Regions from separate parts of the Homo sapiens genome. Here region 2 is linked to region 1. A link is a loop called in an ENCODE intact Hi-C map of the cell type or tissue named here. Cell type or tissue: IMR-90. All regions are shown on one strand. Links, peaks and the distances in the headings refer to the core of each region. The heading gives the core; the rest is flanking DNA. Region 1 overlaps USP49 (ubiquitin specific peptidase 49). Region 2 overlaps USP49 (ubiquitin specific peptidase 49).

The links. A loop is a pair of places that touch in the nucleus more often than their neighbours do. Peaks named below come from ENCODE experiments on the same cell type or tissue, not always from the same donor. Only the 100,000 strongest peaks of a DNase experiment are listed, where the experiment ranks them.
Region 2: a loop joins it to region 1, with 4 times the contacts of the local background. A loop is called at or near these places in 1 of 110 quality-filtered maps.

What each region holds. Positions count from the first base shown.
Region 1 is chr6:41,876,759-41,881,157 of GRCh38, forward strand. The region is part of intron 2 of USP49 (ubiquitin specific peptidase 49); the gene reads right to left. Among named protein-coding and RNA genes, the nearest start is that of USP49, 16 kb to the right of the region's middle. In IMR-90, for the core only: no CTCF peak of the experiment used is centred there; DNase peaks (open chromatin) are centred at 1,673 and 2,333; H3K27ac peaks cover 1,158 bases.
Region 2 is chr6:41,808,876-41,813,274 of GRCh38, forward strand. The region is part of intron 3 of USP49 (ubiquitin specific peptidase 49); the gene reads right to left. Among named protein-coding and RNA genes, the nearest start is that of TOMM6, 23 kb to the left of the region's middle. In IMR-90, for the core only: no CTCF peak of the experiment used is centred there; no DNase peak of the experiment used is centred there.

The DNA of each region.
Region 1 (4,399 bases), core at 110-4,109:
AGGAAATTCACACAACTAAATAAAGAAAAAATTTACATGCATTTACAGCTAAATAAAGAAAACTTTAAAGTTTTAAGGAGACCACAATCAGCAATTACAATTAAATCTCCCTTGGCTGCTAAATTAGGAAGCCCAGCATAGGATAGCGGGAAGAGAACTAAATAAACTAGGTATCAGGAAGCCTGGGTTTCAGTCCACACTCTGCCACTGATTAATTATGTTATCTCCAGTCCCACTCAAATTTAAAATTCTAAAATTTTGTACATATCGCCCAGAGTAAATAAGAAACATATAACATTTCACATTTCAGTGCACCACATAGAAAGCATGAACAAAAGGCTCAAGGTCTGCTGACTTTACTAACATTCAAAAGTATTAGTTTGCCATGGGTTTTGTCCATTTATGACTCTCAATAATGGTTTAAGTTTAAATTCAAGGCCTCTGCACAGAAAACTGCAAAACAGAGATGTTTGAATTATTGTGAAATACAAAGGGTAGCAGGATTGCATTTACACATTTTGACTACGATTCAGAATAATCTAGGTGGTAAAAATGCTGTTCATTTGCCACATTAATTGACTTCTTAGAAGTTATTTATTAAAATGCTTCCTCACCATTAAACAGAAATGCAGTCCACAAAGCTGTATTTACAGTATACATGGAATGGCAATCTAGACTGTGAGCTAGACTGGGAGAAAGGGTTATTTATCATCCATTATTGTGTCCTGTTGACACAGCATAGTACATGGTACAAAGGACATATTAATATATACTGCTGGTCTAATGAATCACTCATATGGGATCCCATTTTTTTTTTTTTTTTTGAGACAGTCTCGCTCTGTTGCCCAGGCTAGAGGGTAGTGGCATGATCTTAGCTCACTGCAACCTCTGCCTCCCAGGTAAGCAATTCTCATGCCTCAGCCTCCCAAGTAACTGGGATTACAGGTTTGCACCACCACATCCAGGTAATTTTTGTATTTTTAGTAGAAACAGGGTTTCACCATGTTGTCCAAGCTGGTCTTGAACTCCTGGCCTCAAGTGATCTGCCCACCTTGGCCTACAAAAGTGCTGGGATTATAGGCGTGGGCCACCACCACGCTGGGCTGAGGACCCCATTTTTTACATTTATCTTAAATTTTACTTCCTAGGCAATATGCTGCCTAACATTTATAAAATTCTTTTTTTAGAGACAGAGTCTCACTATGTTGCCCAGGCTGGCCTTGAACTCCAGGCTCCAGGGCTCAAGCGACCCTCCCACCTCAGCCTCCCAAGTAGCTGGGATGCTCATTTGTAAAGGATGTAACATCAGCTCTACTTTCTTCCAAAAGAGCTGCAAAGATCAAATAAGAAAATGTGTGTAAGTGCATTATAAACTGGCAAGAGCTGTATATATGTTAGGTATTCTTTCTTTGCTACCAAAGAAAGCAAAGACTTTATGTCATTATTCTAGCAAAAAGAAACACTGATATTCAAACATCCCAGGTGTTCTGGGGCAGGCTGGGATAAAAGAGCTTCATCATTCAGGTAGAATTCAAGAATCCTAAAATGTGTTGGGTATCTGGGTCTTTATAATTTTAACTGACAGCTTAATAAGAACTAAAGGACATACGATCTTAGCCAGATTGGGAATTCCTTCTCACCAAAAAATGTGACCTGAGAGCAAAGGAATGTGCTTGCATTCTCCTCAGTCATCCAAGATAAATGCAAATAAAAACAATACCAAATCCCATTTAGTTTGTAGAGCGGCAGCATCAGCCACAAAAATCACCTTCTATATAGCATATACCAGAGTTGCTACTTCATCACTCTGCTTAAATCTAATCCTGCTTCTTATATGTCCCACATATAATAAATATTAATTGGTAAAGTTCAGTCTGCCAGCATACATTAAAATCATTAATTCTGTCATTATCAAGCACTTCTTATAAATACTATATAGCAATTTTGTCAGCAAAGCAATAATTTTAATGAGAAAACATTTATGAATATTTATTATACTTCCTCCTAGATACCATATTGTGTGAGGTGTTTTCATGTACACTTGCTCAGTTAATTCTCACAATGAGGTGGGTATCAGCAGGATTTTACAGCATGAAGCACAGAGGGCCCAATTTCATTAGGAAATGACCCAGGATCACAAAGCAAGGAAGCAGCAACACACAGGCCCAAGATAATTGCTTTGAATTGCTGCAATTCTAGTAACCCTAAATCGGTGGCAAGGAACATAAAATTTATTTAAGTAGGTTTTTTGCCTGTGGTAAAACTTAGTTGGAAGTTAGCCTTGTTTGAGAAGTTACTCAACTATGAATCTGCACTCATTCTACAAAAATGCTTTCTAACTTTAAACATAGGTCAGAGAGGTATGGTGGCTCATGCCTATAATCCCAGCACTTTCAGAGGCCAGAGTGGGAGGACTGCTTGAGGCCAGCAGTTTGAGACCAGCCTGGCTAACATAACGAGACTCTGCCTCTATGTTTTGTTTGTTTTTGAAACAGGGTCTTCCTCTGTCGCCCAGGCTGGAGTGCAGTGGCGCAATCACGGCTCACTGCAGCCTCAAACTCCAGAGTGCAAGCTATCTTTTCACCTCAGCCTCCCAAGTAGCTGGGACCACAGGTGCATGCCACCACACCTGGTTAATTTTTTTTTTTCTAGTTTTATGTAGAGACGGAGGGTCTTTCTATATTAAGGGGAAGCCCAAATCAAACTGAATTGTGCTAAGACAAACCAGAAAAACTCAAAGTGCCTCTGAAAGTGGGGATAGCAGACAAAGCTAAAAAAAGGAGAATGGAGTAAAAGTTCTACCCCTAGATTGCTGCCCTGTCTCCAAGCAGCTGCTGGGCAGAGGATGGGAGGTTTGTTCTCTGGAAAGATTACTAGAGAGACTCTGGACTAGGCACAACTAGGGGCAGGCCCACCAGTCTAAAAAAGATGGTGATTAAGAGAAAGTTGATATCGTGAAAGGTGAAACATCCCTAGCCATTTTCCCCACTCAGCTTCCCAAATGATACAGCCAGGTTTGTAAGCCCTAAGCAGATAATAGGAACATTCTTTCTGGGGATGAACCTGGTCAAGAGAAAAGCACAAATACTGACTGCTAGAGGTGTCCTCTCCAAGAATAAACCACCAGTTAACTTTCAGAAGCTGACACTTGGGCAAATCCAGCTTTCAGTTTTTTCGTGGCTCACTCCTGAATATGAGTAAAACAGCCAAAGCTATACTTTTAAGGAAATTCCCTAAATGAAAGATCAAAATAAATGAAATGAACAAGTAATGTATTTTAAGGAAACACAGATTTTACAGAAAGCTGAGGAAAGAACATGTTCAGAGAAGAGCTAGTCCATCTGAAACAAAAATAGATGACTATTAAAAAGCAACATTCACAGAAAAAAAAAACTTAAAAATTAAAAATATGACAGCATAAATATAAAACTAATTAGAAAGGTCTTAAGATGAAGTTCAAGACACCCCCCAGAAAGTAGAATAAAGAGACAAAAAGATGGGAAATAGGAAAGGAAAATTAAAGGACTCATCAGTCTAGAAATTCCAACACAAGTATTGAGAGTTCGAGAGGAAGAACAGAGAAAACTGGGGGCAAGGAGGAAAAGGAAGAGATTGGTTAGAATTTAAAAATTCAAGAAAATTTCCCAGAACTGAAAAGTGTTACCAAATTGAAAAGGCCCTCCAAGCGTCCAGCATAACAGACAAAACAAGGCCTAGAATGAGGCTAATTATATTAAAATTTCAGAACATTTCCAGGGAGGAAAAAAATAACCAAGAATCAGAACATCATCAGACTTCTCGTCAGCAGCAACAGAAGCTAGAAGCCAATAGAGTGATGCCTGATAAAGTCAGAGAAAATATTCTCTTATCTAGAATTCTATACCCAGGTAAACTATAAATCAAGTATAAAAGAAAATAAAGATATTTTCATATATGCAGATTCCCAAACAAATTTACATCTCATGCACCTTTTTCTCAGGAGCTTCTGGGGGACATGCTCCACACAAATTAAAATATAAACAATAAAGGAGAAAGATATCAAGTCAAGGAAAACAGGGGGTTCTCCGTAAGAAGGCAAAGGAAATACCCAGGATACGAGGGGAAGTAGATCCCAGGATAAAAGCTGGGCAGGTCTAGAAAAGAACCTACACAGATTTTTATTTATTTTATTTATTTTTTATTCTTTTATTTTGAGATGGAGTCTCGCTCTGTTGCCCAGGCTGGAGTGCAGTGGTATGGTCTTGGCTCATTGCAACCTCTGTCTTCCGGATTCCACCAATTCTCCTGCCTCAGCCTCCCGAGTAGCTGGGATTACAGGCGCCTGCCACCACACCTGGATAATTTTTTGTATTTTTAGTAGAGATGGGGTTTCACCATGTTGGCCAGGCTGATTTCAAAC
Region 2 (4,399 bases), core at 210-4,209, 68 kb before region 1:
AACATAGACCTGTCCTATCTAATCTATCTATCTATTTACTTATATATTTATATATTTTGAGAGAGGGTCTCTCTGTCACCCAGCCTGGAGTGCGGTGGTGTGATCTTGGCTCACTGCAGCCACCACTTCCTGGGTTCAAGTGATCCTCCCACCTCAGCCTCTAGAGTAGATGAGATCATAGGTGCATGCCACTATGCCCAGCTAATTTTATTTTTTGTAGATATGGGGATCTCACTATGTTGCCCAGGCTGGTCTTAAACTTCTGGGCACAGTGATCCTCCTGCCTTGGCCTCCCAAAGTGTTAGGATTATAGGTGTGAGCCACCACACCTGGCCTAGTCTCTTTAAAATTAAAAAAAAAAAAAAGGCCAGGTGCGGTGGCTCATGCCTGTAATCCCAATACTTTGGGAGGCCGAGGCAGGTGGATCACCTAAGGTCAGGAGCTCGAGACCAGACTGACCAACATGGTGAAACCCCATCTCTACTAAAAAAATAAAAAAATTAGCCAGACGTGGTGGCAGGCGCCTGTAATCCCAGCTACTCAGGAGGCTGAGGCAGGCGAATCGCTAGAACCTAGGAGGTGGAGGTTGCAGTGAGCCAAGATCGCGCCATTGCATTCCAGCCTGGAGGACAGAGCAAGACTCCGTCTCAAAAAGAAAATAATAAAATAGGCCGGGTACGGTGGCTCACACCTGTAATCCTAGCACTTTGGGAGTCCGAGGCGGGAGGATCACAAGGTCAGGAGATCGAGACCATCCTGCCTAACGCGGTGAAACCCCAACTCTACTAAAAATACAAAAAATTAGCCAGGCGTGGTGGTGGGCGCCTGTGGTCCCAACCTACTCAGGAGGCTGAGGCAGGAGAATGGCGTGAACCCGGGAGGTGGAACTTGCAGTGAGCCGAGATTGCGCCACGGCACTCCAGCCTGGGTGACAGAGCGAGACTCCGTCTCAAAAAATAAATAGATAAATAAAAATTAAAAAATAAAGAAAATAGGCCGGGCGCGGTGGCTCACGCCTGTAATCCCAGCATTTTGGGAGGCCGAGGAGGGCAGATCACGAGGTCAGAGGATCGAGACCATCCTGGCTAACACGGTGAAACCCTGTCTCTACTAAAAAATACAAAAAATTAGCCGGGCGCGGTGGCGGGTGCCTTTAGTCCCAGCTGCTCCGGAGGCTGAGGCAGGGGAATGGCGCGAACCCGGGAGGCGGAGCTTGCAGTGAGCCGAGATCGCGCCACTGCACTTCAGCCTGGGCGACAGAGCAAGACTCCGTCTCAAAAAATAAATAAATAAAAATAAAAAAATAAAGAAAATAATAAAATAGGCCGGGTGCAGTGGCTCACGCCTGTAATCCCAACATTTTGGGAGACCGAGGCAGGCGGATCACCTGAGGTCAGGAGTTCGAGACCAGCCTAGCCAACATGGTGAAACCCCGTCTCTACTAAAAAAAAAAACACAAAAAAAATTAGCCAGGTGTGGTGGCAGGCGCCTGTAATCCCAGCTATTCGGGAAGCTGAGGCAGAAGAATTGCTTGAACCTGGAGGTGGAAGTTGCAGTGAGCCAAGATTGTGCCATCGCACTCCAGCCTGGGGGACAAGAGCGAGACTTCGTCTCCAAAAAATAAAAAATAAATAAAAAATAAATAAATAATTCAATTCCCTAAAGATAGTTCCTCTTTTTTTTTTTTTTGAGACAGAGCCTCACTCTGTTGCCCAGGCTGGAGTGCACTGGCATGATCTTGGCTCAGTGCAACCTCCATCTCCCAGGTTCAAGCAATCCTCCTGCCTCAGCCTCCCTAGTAGCTGGGATTACAGGCAAGGGCCACCACACCCAGCTAATTTTTGTATTTTTAGTAGATATGGGGTTTCACCATGTTGGCCAGGCTGGTCTTGAACTCCTGACCTCAGGTGATCCTGAGGTCAGGTGACCCGCCTCAGCCTCCCAAAGTGCTGGGATTATAGGTGTGAGCCACCGTGCCCGGCCGGTAGTTCCTCTTTCAAGGTGAATTTCTTTCACCTCCATTTATTCTCTACTTTTCATTTCTGTGAGCAAATGCAGTTTCATGATTATGAGGTCAACCCAGAGAAGTTCTAAATCCAATGTACTGTGAGTAGCCCCTTTAATTTTCCAGATGCCGTTTTTGGCCTAGTCCTATTTATGTGTGCCAAAACCCACAAATAAATAAATATACTGCAGGACCAAATTAGAGATTCTTCCCTTTTTTATTGCCTGTTCCAGATGGCAGAGGCATGTCTTTATATAAGAAACCCTCAAATCATACAAAGGGAAGCGACCTAGACTACTCTCAATCAAGCCAGATCATGATTTTCTCATTGCTAAGCACCCTTTACATCATTTTTCTGGATGTGTTTGCCCACTTTCTAACAAGATATACAGTAGCCTCCCTTTATACATGGTTTCACTTTCTGAGGTTTCGGTCACCTGTGGTGCAGTACAGTAAGATACTCCAAGAGACCACATTCACATAATTTTTATTACAGTATATTGTTGTAATTGTTCTATTGTATTATGTTATTATTACTGTGCCTCATTTAAAAACTAAACTTTATAGGTATGTATGTACAGGAAAAAAACATAGTATATATAGGGTTCGATACTATCTGTGGTTTCAGGCATCCACTGGGGGTCTTGAAACATATCCCCTAAGGATAAGGGGGGAATACTGTAATCTTCTTCAGAGAGGAGATTATGTATATTTCTGTTTTTACCCCCTTATAATGCCAAGACTTGTGGGTGCTCAACTCTTAGTGGTCAAAAGTATTCTGTCAGAATTACCCTCTCACACAGTCTGGAATAGTATTGAAATAACCATTTTTGTTGATTTTTCTTAGTGCACAGCCAAATCAAAACACACATACATTAAAAGATGGAATAGTAAATAAATGAATTTTCTTCTTGCTACTTAGTACCAACTAAGGGTACAAATTGGGTACACATTGATGCTTACAACTAATTCCTGGGACACAAAAGAAAGTAATGAAGGAATGAAGGGGAGGGAAAAATATCAAGATGCAGACAATTCCTGTTTCTCACTCTCACTAATTCAATATTCTTTGAAAATGTAGTCCCTGAACTACCTACCAACATCTGAATTCCCCAGGCTACTTGTTATATATACAGATTTCCTGGTTACTACTCCAGTCCTGATGAATCTGAACCTGGAGAGGCTTCTAAAATCTCAATGATTCTTTTTTTTTTTTCAGACGGAGTTTCGCTCTTGTTGCCCAGGCTAGAGTTCAGTGGCGCAATCTAGGCTCACCACAATCTCCGCCTCCCGAGTTCAAGCGATTCTCCTGTCTCAGCCTCACAAATAGCTGGGATTATAGGCATGCGCCACCACGCCCGGCTAATTTTGTATTTTTAGTAGAGACGGGGTTTCTCCATATTGGTCAGGCTGGTCTTGAACTCCCGACCTCAGGTGATCCGCCTACCTCGGCCTCCCAAAGTGCTGGGATTACAGGCATGAGCCACTGCGCCCGGCCAGATGATTTTTTTGCACATTAAAACTTTAGTACAGGCCGGGCGCAGTGCTCACGCCTGCAATCGCAGCACTTTGGGAGGCCGAGACGGGCGGATCACGAGGTCAGGAGATCGAGACCATCCTGGATAACACGGTGAAACCCCGTCTCTACTAAAAATACAAAAAAATAGCCGGGCGTGGTGGCGGGCGCCTGTAGTCCCAGCTACTTGGGAGGCTGAGGCAGGAGAATGGCATGAACCCGGGAGGCGGAGCTTGCAGTGAGCCGAGATCACACCACTGCACTCCAGTCTCTGGGCGACAGAGCGAGACTCCGTCTCAAAAAAAACTTTAGTACATTAATCCAGTAAATTGTATAGGGATAAAAGACTCTTCATAGAAATCAAAGAAAGAATTTTATTTCTCAAATTCTTCCACTTAGACTAACACTGTCCAACAGAACTTTCTGCAATGATATATTCTCTATATATCAATGAGAGGGATATCAATATTTTCTATCTGTATATATTCTCTATGTATCATCAATCATATATATCACTGATATATTGAGACTATAGAGAATATATACAGATAGAGAATTCATTATTATTACACATTATTATTGATAATATTCTCTATCTGAATATATTACAGTGCTGTCCAGTACTATAGTAACTAGTCACACGTGACTACTGAGCACTTGAAATGTGCTAGTGAGACTAAGGGACTGCACTTTTAATTTTAATTAATTTTAAGTCACATGTGGCTAGTGGTTATGGTATTATATTAAGACAGCATAGACTTAAACACACCAGGACACTATCTTTAGCTTGCTCTGCTTTGCTTTTTGTGTCCTTTCCTTCGAAAGATTCAGTACTAGCTAAATCACATCTGAATAGCCTCCTCTTACAACTCAAAACC